2 separate regions of the Homo sapiens genome follow, and region 1 is linked to region 2. Evidence: chromatin contacts called from ENCODE Hi-C data. All regions are on one chromosome and are shown on one strand. The core of a region is the stretch at or near the end of the contact, and the rest is flanking DNA. Distances in the headings are between cores, read along the strand shown. Region 1 overlaps EXOC2 (exocyst complex component 2). Region 2 overlaps LOC105374870 (a long non-coding RNA gene).

The links. A loop is a pair of places that touch in the nucleus more often than their neighbours do. Pooled maps may share reads with other maps.
Region 1: a pooled map shows a loop between it and region 2 (4-fold over the local background). The contact joins two enhancer-like sites. A Hi-C loop is called at or near these places in 2 of 37 single-sample maps with no recorded cell type and 9 of 50 pooled maps.

What each region holds. Positions count from the first base shown.
Region 1 is chr6:683,018-689,747 of GRCh38, forward strand. The region is part of intron 1 of EXOC2 (exocyst complex component 2); the gene reads right to left. Among named protein-coding and RNA genes, the nearest start is that of EXOC2, 6.8 kb to the right of the region's middle. RefSeq lists enhancers at 934-1,013, 1,773-1,852. Within about 2 kb of position 1,919, at least 9 of the 41 ENCODE cell types and tissues checked have a DNase peak (open chromatin) inside an H3K27ac peak, as active enhancers do.
Region 2 is chr6:232,978-239,103 of GRCh38, forward strand. It overlaps LOC105374870 (a long non-coding RNA gene), which reads left to right. Exons shown (of 3, transcript XR_926357.3): 2 at 2,026-2,138; 3 at 3,656-4,157. Among named protein-coding and RNA genes, the nearest start is that of LINC03066, 31 kb to the left of the region's middle. RefSeq lists an enhancer at 3,057-3,146. Within about 2 kb of position 3,099, at least 10 of the 41 ENCODE cell types and tissues checked have a DNase peak (open chromatin) inside an H3K27ac peak, as active enhancers do.

The sequences.
Region 1 (6,730 bases), core at 669-3,168, 450 kb after region 2:
GAAAAGGTACCAGGAGGGTAGGAGAAAGCTTTACCCTCGCAGTGATGGAAACAGAGCTCAGGTACTGAAACCCAGGGTGAAGAGTAGCAAATAAAGCAGCAGAACAACTCCAAGCTAAACAGACTGACCTTGCGGGAAGATGTGAGTGGCCTAGACTTTCTAATCCTTGACAAACATCAACACCACCAACTCCATTCCAGCAAGACTGCCAGGAAGACATGAAAATAAAGAAGCTAAACAATGCAAAATCCCAAGTGATATCAAGAGTCTACATATGTTTATTCAAATAACAAAATACTTGACCATCTCAACAATAATGTTCAGGAATGAGAGAGGAACAAAATCAAGAAAATATTACTAAGCTATTCATAATGAAAGGATTGGATAAAAAGATATTCTCCTAAATTTATACTACTACATAAAAACAAAGTTTCATTTGTCTCGACTTGTCAAATCTTTAGGATGAAATAAACCAATATCACCGCTGACAAATATAATAACTATGGTAAACAGGCATGCCAAAATCAATGCAGAGTTTCAGAAAAGGTCAAGAAACCAACCGTCAGCTTAAATTGGTTAATTTCATTAAAACTGTTAAACATGACAGGATGTCGCTAACTCCCAGGTTCTTTTATATGAGCAAAGTTGGATTAATTTGACCCAAATTTTGTATAATAGCTTTTCCAATTTCCAAAAATACATCAACTTTGTCACTGATCTTACAAATTCTGCTTTCCTTCTCTAGCTCTATCTCAAAAGAAGCTTCTCGAAGGCCATAAATCTTGACATAGTGAAAGCAAAATAATCACAGCACTCAACAGTGCCGTTAACATTTCTGAGCCGTGAGGGATTAAGCAGGCAGATGCTATGGAAAGTGCCTGTCAGGAAAGGACAGCCCAGAGTTCAGAACGCACCGCAGCTGCGAAGGATTGAAGCTGCTAGCTATGGAATCAAGCTCAGGAGAAACTCTGGGCACAATTCCGGCATCCGAAATAAATTAAAGTAAACAGTGTTGCTCTCTCTCTCATCCACCCTGTTAGCAGCCTCTCGGCTGAGCGGGAGACCACACACTCGGACCACACAGCGCCAGCTGAACTCCCTCGCACGCAACATCTACAAGCTGTCACTCTGCAGCAGCCCAGAGAGGGAGAAGGATGAGGTTAGGGAGGGGGAGACAGGACCGCAGGAAGAGGGGGAGGGGAGACAGGAGAGTCTTCCCTATGTGCAGCTGGAGAGAGTGATGTGTGGTTTAGAGAAGGGGGAGGGGTGGAATCCATAAACCTCCCTGAGAAAACAAGCTGGTCATGGCCTTGTGTAGTCTTGACCTGTACTCCCCCATACCAATTTAGTAGCTGATGAAGGATTAACAAAGCATCCATTTAACATCAATTAACCTCCTATCCATCACAGGTCAAAAGAGAAAATTACTATTACAAAAGCATTTCACTAAAATCAAGACAAAAGGCCACATTTTCTTACAATTTATACTGTACACTTAAGTAAATACATTTTCCTTATAGATATACTATATTAATTTTAAACCATCTGCCTCTTTTCCTTTAATGAAGCATACAGGGATGGATTTAAAGTGTTTTCTGCAACAGAAGTCAGAAAATTTTAATTCTATAATTTTCCCATATTTAATTTCTCAAATTAAAACTGTGGCACAATTTTAATTTTCCAAAATATTTACTACTAGAAAAAAAGACAGTAAGTTGTCATTTTTCACAGAACTTCAGACTAAAAATACACAGAAAAAGTTAGCAGTAATAATATAAAGAAAAAAATCAGAAATGAAACCACAACTGAAAGTAGTTTTAGAATCATAAAAGCAGTACTTTTTACTATTTAGTAATGAAGAGTTTCGCTGATTTCAACAGCAGACAAGAAATCTGAACAAAATGAGTGATCACGGTCTCACCTTGTCATGCTCCCAGATGTTCTTCTCAGCTAGAGAAGGCCAGGAACCAGAAAAATACAGAAGTTCTGACTCACTGAAGACTAGGATAACCTCTACTCAACAGGCCACGGAAGGCCTCATGATGTGAAAACACTATTTCGCTAACAGATCAGACTATAGAAAGGTGATTTTCCCCACAATCATTTGAAAACACACACACACACACACACACACAACCCTCCCAAACGTCCACCCTTCCCCATATATGCCTCAACCTGGCAGCACTGGCATCACCAGGGAACAAATCAAGCAGAATCTCAGTAGCCTTAGCTGTCCAGAACCACTTTGGGTCCAGAGGACCCCAGAAGAATCCTGTTGCAGAGCTGCCTAGTGAGTTTCAACAGTAAAATTAGGCTCAGCCAACTCTCAGGGCACCATAAAATATAATCAAAGTAGAGAATTCACCAAATCTTTCTAGAGTCAGGCCCAACCTAACCTAAGACAGACTTGTCCCTGCTGGGCTGGGTTGGGCTGGACCCAAAGGGATTGCCCAGAGATATTGGGGAAAGGGTTCGGGAAAATGGTGATTTTCTTCCCCAGTTCTCTATAAACACAGACTCCACACTTCCTGAGTGAGATCAAGTGCAAGTTACATTAGCACTGCCACAAATTCTACCATATAACAGCACACAGTGGGACAAGTCTCAGAGACAGGGTCATGAACTCTGTAATCCAGTTTTCCAAATTAATCCTCTTGCTCCTCCTGCTCCATCCCCAAATCATAGTTAACAAAAATACAAGCATGCACAGATCTGAAAGAACTCATAGGGGCCAAATTGTATAGAGTTACGGCCTGATAAGGGCAGAAGACTCGCTGGGTCTCAGAAGGGCCATTTGCAGAAGGGGAGGACTGAACAGGTAAGAAGTAATGTATCCTGCTTTCCTGGACCTCTTTTTTTTTTTTTTTTTTTTTTTTGAGACGGAGTCTTGCTCTGTCGCCAGGTTGGACTGAACAGGTAAGAAGTAATGTATTAATGTATCCTGCTTTCCTGGACCTCTTTTTTTTTTTTTTGAGACGGAGTTTTACTCTGTCACTAGGCTGAAGTGCAGTGGGGCTCACTGCAACCTCCGACTCCTTGGTTCAAGCGATTCTCCTGCCTCAGCCTCCCAAGTAGCTGGGATTACAGGCATGCGCCACCATGCCCAGCTAATTTTTTTGTATTTTTAGTAGAGACGGGGTTTCATCATATTGGCCAGGATGGTCTCAAACTCCTGACCTCATGATTCGCCCTCCTCGGCCTCCCAAAGTGCTGGGATTACAGGTGTGAGCCGCCGCGCCCGGCCTCCTGGACCTCTTTTTATACTTCTTTTCCTTCTCTACCTCTACAAACAAAAAAATACATGAACTACTATCTATGGTTTCAAATGAAAGCATATTTGTTTATATTTTAATTCTTTTGGGAAAATAATCCAATAATTTAAACCATATAACTGATAAATGACACTTGATTTTTATTTATTTATTTTAGGAATGGGAATAAAGGCCTTCCCTCCCTCTACAATGTTTGGAGGTGAGAGATTAAGGGGACGAGAATGTGCATGAGATGACTAGGAAGGAATACTGGAAGCCAGACAAGTATATAGGGAATGCCTGACAACTTAGCTCTCAGAGCCCCCATAAAAGAGATCTGTTATATATATACCGGATTACTCAGCTGTTCTCATAAAACAAGCACTGGATTCTATCTTAATTGGAAAAGTTACTTAGAGGTCTGCTTTATTCCCCCAGGAACCATAAAGCCCTCTGCCTTAGCATGCCATGTCTCCTCCTAGAGGACAAGGACTGTCACTATGTTGCACAGGGAAAGGCTGCAGGTCTAAAGGTGACTGGACTTCCAACCGATGCCACTGGACATTGATGACATGTCAAAAATGAACCAGGCCAGTGCAAATTCATCCCCCTCCATCCACCCCCAACAAATAAATGAAGACAAAAACTTCAAAGAAGATACACTACTTAATAGGAAAACAAAAGAGTTTCATACAAGAGCACAGCATTATTTATTCACAAATCTATTGCCAGTAGTACCCAATGCCCTACTACTCTTATTAGATCTATATGCATAGATAAAAACAGTAAGTCTTAGTATTTTAGGAAGTATAGTTTTTCAGAAAAAAAGATGTCAGGGTTTTATTTTCCCAGAAAGACAGATCACCTGAACAAGATTGAAGAAGTCATTATCAAATAATATTCTTTTTTTTTTTTTTTTTTTTTTTGAGACAGGGTCTCACTCAGTCACCCAGGCTGCTGGAGTGCAGTGGTGCAATCATAGCTCACTGCAGCCTCAGGTGATCCAGGCTCAAGTGATCCTCCCACTTCAGCCTCCTGAGTAACTGGGACCACAGACATGTACCACCACACTCGGCTAACTTTTTTCTAATTTTTGTAGAAAAGGGGCCTCATTATGTTGCCCAGGCTGGTCTCAAACTCCTGGGCTCAAGCTATCCTTCCACCTCGGCCTCTCAAAGTGCTGGGATTACAGGCACTGAGCCACTGAACTTATCCTCAAATAATATTTATTTGTATCTTTACCTAGTCCGTCAAGATGATTTGCGATACAATGACTAGTCACCCAGATCCTCAAAAGATGACAGTATTGGACTCCTATACCCCAGAAAAACAGAAAAACTAGGGCTGTGAAAAGGAAACATCCTTGGATTTATTCAGTCAAATAAATGTTTATTATACACTTGCTATGTCCCAGGCATTACCCTGAAGAAATGACAGGAACAAGATTTTGTGACCAGAAGCTCAAGAATGACTTTGGCCTTCAGGAGAGTGATCGTAGCTGAAACCAGACAGCACTGGGATGGGTGAGAAGTTGGCTACAAACAACTATTTTAAGAAATGTGGCAGGAAAGTGAAAAAGAGAGGAATTTTAAAAGGGCAATGTGAAATCAAGGGAGGATTCTAGTTTTTTCTGTTTTACTTTATTCTTGTCTGTCTCTAAGCATGTATAAAGGCCAACAGAAGGAAGGCTTTAGTAAGACATGAACACCTGAGTGAAGTCCTCACAAAGGCGGGGTAGATGGGATCCACAGCCCAGGTAGGAGATTGGTCTTAGCATAAATACAACCTCTTCCACTGTGACTGGGGAGGAGGAACAGTTTTTGGCAGGAAGCCCCTGCGATTCTCCACTTACATCTCTTTCATTTATGATGTAGGTGGCAAGACCGCTTGCTAAGAGTGTGTGTAAATGATGTGAAAGGATGAAAGGTTCGAAAAGCGTGAAAATGCTGAAAAGTACATTCTGCAGAGATAAGAAGCGGGTACTGATGAGGAAAATTCTGGAAGATTCCTTGATGGCCCAGCTGAGCTGGTGACCATGGATTTATAGGGGCACAGATCTGGATACTGTGATTTTCCCCAGCTGGCCCCAGCAACTCAGGTCAAGCATTACAGGAGGCAGAGAGTTGAGACTGCCCAAGGCTGAGAAGCTGCCAGGCAGATGCTACAGAACAACAACGATACAACTGAGCACACTGGCATGACAGTGACTGAAGATCACAGAAGCGCCTGATAGATGCAGTGGGGGTGAGTGAGACTGAGAAAGTTGAGGGACTATAAGCAAACAGTGGGAGGCCTGCACTTTGGATTTCAGAAGTGGACCAGTTCCAACACTGAGGCAGTTCGGTGTTACTCTTCCAGCCCCCAGCACTACTTCTCTGGCAACAGTCGGATCCTCCTCCAGACAGCCCTACTTTCTCCTTCTGTCCTTTCTGGTTACTGTTAGCTTCCCTTTGCTCCTCACCACTCCTTGTATATTCCCTAATCCCCTCTGCACCTTTCTTCATTTGAGCTATCTGGCATGACTTCTGATTCCTGCTGAGACATACATCATTATCATTCACATGGGGTTTTCATTAAAATTAAACTAAAGCCAAACATGGCCTTTTGTCTCGTTTTGTCTTTTGCTAAAATTATAATACAATGAAAGTTAAATCATATGCCCTCCAAAATCACAAACCTTTAAAATGAGAAAAGGCCTTTAAAAATTCATCCATGCTTACAAATGAAACGAAGGGGCAGCCTTGTGCAAAGTGGCACTGTTAGCAAGCAGTAAAGGGAAAAAAGCCTTCAACGCTGCACTTGTCACTGAGTGCTTAAGATGTGCCGGGCACTAGTCTTGAAGCTCTCTGGATCCACCCTGAGCAGCTCACCTTCTCCTAAGCTGAAATCCAGTCTTCCCCAGTCCTGTGTCCAGTGTTCGTTCCATTATTGGCACCAAGATTTACTGTGGAAAATATTACATAGAAAAACTGATAAACCCAAAAACAAAAATAAAGCAAACTGGATGATGTATTTTTAATCTGAAATGCTACCAAGGGAATTAAGGTAAAGGATGTTCAGGAAGCTTTTGAGCTGGCCTAATAAAACTTTCCAGGAAAAACAAACAACAAAAAAGAACTGTCTAACAAATCAGTTCCAAACTCTTCTGCCTGTCAGTCAAGGCACTCCACCCATAATCCAAAATGCACTCACTTACCAGCCCCTGGGCCTTTGCTCCTGGTATGCAGCCCAGGTGTTCACACGCCTTCCTTCATCAAGCTCTTATCATCAAAGCTTCCCAATTACTCTAGCCCCAACGGATCCTTCCTACCTCTGAGCTTCTGCTGGACTTACACTCAATACTACAGAGTTTAGTTCTTAGCTATTCTTTAATTGAGAGGGCAAAAATACCCCTTATGAATCCAGGCTAATATTATTTGATTTTTAATATATGTGTCAGGCATACAGTAAGACTGGAAGATACAAAAATAATTAAAACT
Region 2 (6,126 bases), core at 1,849-4,348:
TTCACTCCATTCTGTGATGAGGATATTGTATGGGTTGTGCCGTGTCCTCTAAAAAGGGAAGTCCTTACCCCAATACCTCAGAATGTGACCTTATCTGGAAATAGGGTCATTGCTGATGTAGTTAGTGAAGCTAAGATGAGGTCATGCTGGAGGAGAGTGGGCCTCACTCCGTAGGGCTGGTGTCCTTCTAAGGAGAGGACACAGACCCACAGAGGGAAGTCCATGTGATGACACAGGCAGAGATGCAGTGACGCGTCTGCAAGGTGGGAGCACCGAGGGTTGCCAGCCACCACCACAAGCGCAGTGAGAGGACGACTCTGCCAGCACCGTGGTCTGGGGCTGCCGGCCTCCAGGACTGGGAAATAATACACATCTGTTGCTTTAAGCACCCAGTGTGTGGCAGTTTGTTGAGGACGACCATGGGAAACAGATTCAGATGCTGAAGCTCGTAAAGTAGAAGACATGCCCAGAGCCACTCAGCCAACAGGCAGGTTCAGCCAGGGCTCAAATGGAGGTCTTCCTGGTTCCAAAAGAATTGCGTTTCTTCTCTACTCCACATGGCCCATCTCATCCCAGATGACCAGGGGAGACACTTGATGGCAAGGCCAACCACTGCTACCCCAGGGAAGAAAACAGAGAGAGGCAGAGGGAGGAGAGAGCCTAGGAGAGCGCCCTTCCTTTGCTGAGCTTGGCAGCTGTGCAGGCAGCCTGGCCCAAAGCAATAATTATCACAAAGCATAACCACAGCTCCAATGTATAGCCAAGAAATCTCTATCTTAGGAATACAAAGTGAGTGAGACAAGGCTTAAAAATAATATTAGTAATAATAATAATATCAAATAATATCAGAATAACCCTTCCAAGTGTGCTTTGCAAACAGCTTCTTTTTTTTTTTTTTTTTTTTTTTGAGACAGAGTCTTGCTCTGTCGCCCAGGCTGGAGTGCAGTATTGTAATCTCGGCTTACTGCAACCTCTCCCTCCCGGGTTCAAGCAATTCTGCTGCCTCAGCCTCCTGAGTAGCTGGGATTACAGGTGCATGCCACCATGCCTGGCTAATTTTTGTATTTTTAGTAGACAAGGGGTTTCACTATATTGGCCATGCTGGTCTTGAACACCTAACCTCGTGATCTGCCCACATCAGCCTCCAAAGTGCTGGGATGACAGGCGTGAGCCACCACACCAGGCCGAAAACATTGTCTTGTTTTAAGAGTTGTCACTTTGGCCAGGTGAGGTGGCTCATGCCTGTAATCCCAGCACCTTGGGAGGCCGAGGTGGGCAGATCATGAGGTCAGGAATTCGAGACCAGCCTAGCCAACATGGTGAAACCCCATCTCTACTAAAAAAATACAAAAATTAGCTGGGTGCGGTGGCGTGTGCCTGTAATCCCAGCTACTTGGGAGGCTGAGGCAGGAGAATTGCTTGAACCCAGGAGGCAGAGGTTGCAGTGCGTGGAGATCACGCCACTGCACTCCAGCCTGAGTGACAGAGCAAAATTCCGTCTCGGAATTGTCACTTTTTGAGACAGTCACGGCGAATGTCACTGAGCCTGAGCAAATGCTGCTCCTTGCCAGGCTTTCTCATATGCAGGGTCTGAGGCTCAGAGGGTAAGAAACTTTCCAAAGACGCACAGCAGAGGACTGGGGATCTGGATGCTGACCTATAGGATTGAGTCCATGCCTTGTGCTGCCCTAACAGAAAGTCCTGGGAAGGGCTGAGCTCAGGATACAAGCTTTACTAGGTGCAATAAATAGGTCACTGCTGGGCTGGTTCTCCTGAGGTCTCACTATCAGCTTTGGAGAAGATGCCTTTGTTCTTTCTGACTTTTGGCCCAGGAATCTTTATTAACTACTGTGATCAGGAGAAAGAGCCTGTGACAAATTGGAGGGTTGCCTATGGGGCCTCTAGGTTGCAGGGACAGAGAGATGTGTAGAGACTGAGGGAAGCAAAGGTGCATGGGGGTGAAGGTGGTACCTCTCCCTCTGCTGGTAAACAAGAACAGCCCCTCCACAACAGCCTCCCTTCCAGATGCCTGGGGTTTGCTGCTTGGAACCAAGCACCGTAGTCATCTCCTCTCCCCTGCCCTTCCTGTTCCTCTGAAGCTGAAGTCACTTCCCTGGATGATGCCTGGATAGAAGCAGGTGAGAGGGGAAAGTGCCTTGGGTGGAGGGAAACTTGTGAGATGAAAGAGGCCTCCTGAGGGGCTGTCAATCATCTAGGGCAATCTTTTTCTTTTTCTCTCTCTCTCTTTTTATTTTAATTAAGATGGAGTCTCGCTCTGTCACCTAGGCTGGAGTGCAGTGGTGAGATCTCAGCTCACTGCAACCTCTGCCACCCGGGTTCAAGTAATTCTCCTGCCTTAGCCTCCCAAGTAGCTGGAATTACAGGCACATACCACCACACCCAGCTAATTTTTGTATTTTTAGTGGAGATGGGGTTTCACCATGTTGGCCAGGCTGGTCTCAAACTCCCAACCTCAGGTGATCCGCCCACCTTGGCCTCCCGAAGTGCTGGGATTACAGGCAAGAGCCACCGAGCCCAGCCTTGAGGGTGATCTTTATCCTTTCCCAAGTTCAGTGAGTTGTACTCAAATCCCTCCTCAGAAATCCTCTTCATAAGAAGTCTCTATTTCATCCCATGCCCCCAGTCCTTTCCTCAGTGAGCCCAGATAGGCCTAGAACTGTGAGTCAGGATTTCTTCCAAAAGGATGAAAGTTTTGATGAGTGAAGTAAATATTTTCCCAATCAAAATGAAAAGTAAGAAAAGAAGAAGAGAAAGGAGAGGAAGAAAGAAAGAGAGAGAGAGAGAGAAAGAAAAAGAAAGAAAGAAAGAAAGAAAGAAAGGAAGGAAGGAAGGAAGGAAGGAAGAAGGAGAGAAAGAGAAGAAAGAAGAGAGAGAGGGAGAGGAGGGAAGGGGAGGGGGAGGTAAAGGGACAAACTAAAAGGAAAACAGAGGGGAGGGAGAGAAAGGAAAAAGTTTGGAAACTTCCTAGGATGAGCTGACTTCCCTCTAGCTGTCCTGCTCCCTCTCCCTCTTCCTCTCCCTCTCCCTCTGCCTCTTCCCTCCCCCCATCTGTCTCTCACTCTTGCTTTTGTTCTTGTGCTTGCTCTCTCCCCGTCTCTCTTTCACTTTCTCTTTTGTTCTTGCTCTCTCTGTCTCTCTCTCTCCACCTCATTTTCCACTTTTTCACATACCATGAAGCAGAAAAGAAACTTATCTTGAAAAGATTCATCCAGGACGAGGTGTCACCCACACACTGATGACTGTTGGGGGCAGGGTGGTTAATTCTTTCACAGAGAGAAACTTCTCTCTGGGGAGAGCAGAGAGAGAAGAGGTGGAATTTTTTACTCACAGAGACTGACAAGATAAAATTAGAGAATTTGGGTCTAGAAGGCCAAGCAGTAAAAATAAATATGGAAAGAACATCCTCATGGAATGTTCCACAACCTGCGTCCTTCCCAACCCTACTGCCTTCTCTCCATGGCCCTGGAAGCTCATGTCTAGGGGGAGTTTTATCTGGGGCAGTAATGGAGAGAAGGAGGTTCTAAAAAGAACGGTTACCATCACGTAGGAGTTTTGTATTTCGGACCTCAAATCTGTGTGGACAATAACTGGAACCCTTTTGATATTCAATAACTGAAATTTATTTCTCCTTTAGTGCCCATTTCACCTGTTGGCAGAAGCTTGTTTTTAGCCACATCAGGCTCTCTAGCCCTCCCCACCCAGGACTTTGCTGACTCAAAGGCCGGATTGCTCTGTCCACAGTCTCCAGCACCCCCCGCTCCCTCTCTTGCTGGAGCCATGCTGGGTACCCAGAAACCTCATGCCCAGTCTTGGCCCATCTTCCCAAATTACTATTTCCATTTTTTCTTTCCTGGTAATTTCTTTACCCTGTAGCCATCCCCCCATTACTACTGTACCTCGAGTCCCCTGGGGCTTCAGAGAAAGTCTGCTAACAACAGAAAAGGCAGAAGCCCTGAGCCCGCATCACTCTGATCCTAAAGGAGGAGGAGAGCTCCTTAGTGGCTGCAGCCTGTTTAACTTTTGTCTGCTTTCACATGACTTCAGGACTCTGAAAGATCAAGCAAAAACCAGGATCTTGGCACAGAACAAAAGTGAAATGGCATTTTTGCCCAAATATTAATAAACGCAAATGCACACCCCTGTTGTCCCTGTTGGACATGCTGGGGGACCGTGGATTTTCTCAGTCACTAATGGGAGAAATGTAAATGATAATCAGATCTTGTGGTGGGTAACTTGGTGATTGGTGTCACAAATCTTAAAACTTTTGAGCACTTATCACTTCTGCTTGGAAGAATTATAATCCTGTGCAAAAAATTGCATATGCACCTAAAATATATGTAGAGAATATTTATTTAAGTATTGCTTAAATATTAGTTAATAATTCAACACAATCTGAAAGTCCCCAAATAGGGGATTGGCTGAATGTATTAGGGTACTTCCATAAAATGGAGGAAACATGCAGCCATGAAAGTTTGCTGTACATGATATTTCACCATATTAAAAAATCAATGATATATTGCTAAGTGCAAAATGCAATTTTTTTTTTTGAGACGGAGTCTCGCTTTGTTACCCAGGCTGGAGTGTAGTGGCACGATCTTGGCTCACTGCAAGCTCCGCCTCCCGGGTTCAAGCGATTCTCCTGCTTCAGCCTCCCGAGTAGCTGGGATTACAGGCACCTGCCACCACGTCCAGCTAATTTTTGTATTTTTAGTAGAGACGGGGTTTCACCATGTTGGTCAGGCTGGTCCCCAACTCTTGACCTCAAGTGATCCATCCTCCTCGGCCTCCCAAAGTGCTGGGATTACAGGGGTGAGCCACTGCGCCCGGCCTATTCTTTTCTTTTCATCAAATTTTTTTCTCCCACAGAAAGCCCAATAGAAAACAGCACAGTGTTAAGCCTTCTTGGCTATACAAGCTCGAAGAATACTTCACAGAAATGAAAAACCATTTGTGTTCCACACCTACCCAGGCTGGTAATGAGACAGGTGTTTTGTTTGTAGCTGAAAGTTAAAGATTATACCTCTTGCTGAATTCGAAATGAGTTCACCAAAAAACAAAGCAAAACCTTCCAAAACAAACAAAAGATCCACCACGCCCCATGTGTTGTTTCAGTAAATCCACTTTCTTGCTGACTGTCTCGCTCCTCCTCATTGTTCTTCCTATAAAATGGATCACTTGGCCCACAAGCACATGAGCCAAACAGATCTTAATGATCACTGGCGACATTGAAATCCAAGAACACAGGAGCTGTTGAAGCCTGAGACCAAATCTGGGAAGGGAGAATTGAAAAGGACAAGAAAATCGTCCCACAAAGGATTTGAACACACACGGAAGTGGCATGTTAAAACGATATGTGCACCATGAAGAATCTTGAAGAGAAAATTGTAGTTGGGAAGTTTCTTAGTAAGGGGAGAGGGAGTTCTTACTATATACATTATATTAACATATTAACGTTAATCAATATTAATTTCTGGAAGAATATACTTCACTAAAATGAAAAAAGGTTTGATGTTGAAGAAATTGAGACACAAAAGAGAATCCATTTATTTAACTTGGGGAGTTAGTTTCACTTTGGTTTATTTATGATATTTCAATATGCTGACTTTAATTTTTTTGGATACGCTATATTAGTACATATTTGTGGGGTACATGCACAGAATGTGTGATGATCTAGTCAAGATATTGATCATTTCCACGTGTTGGGTACACATCAAGTCCTCTCTTGTAGCTATTCTGAAATACATAATACATTGTGTTAACTATAGCCACACTGCTCTGTTATCAAACATTAGAACTTATTAAATGGAAAGATACCCAGCACTTGGGGAAGCCGAGGCAGGCGGATCATTTGAGATTGGGAGTTCAAGACCAGCCTGGCCAACATGGTGAAACCCCATCTCTACTAAAAATACAAAAAAATTAGCCTGGCGTAGTGGTGTGCACCTATAGTCCCGGCTACTTGGGAGGCTGAGGCAGGAGAATTGCTTGAACCCAGGAGGCGGAGGTTGCAGTGAGCTGAGATCGTGTCACTGGGAGACAGAGTTAGACTCTGTCTCAAAAAAAAAGAAAAGAAAAGACACAAAGGCACACTCTTATTTTATGAAT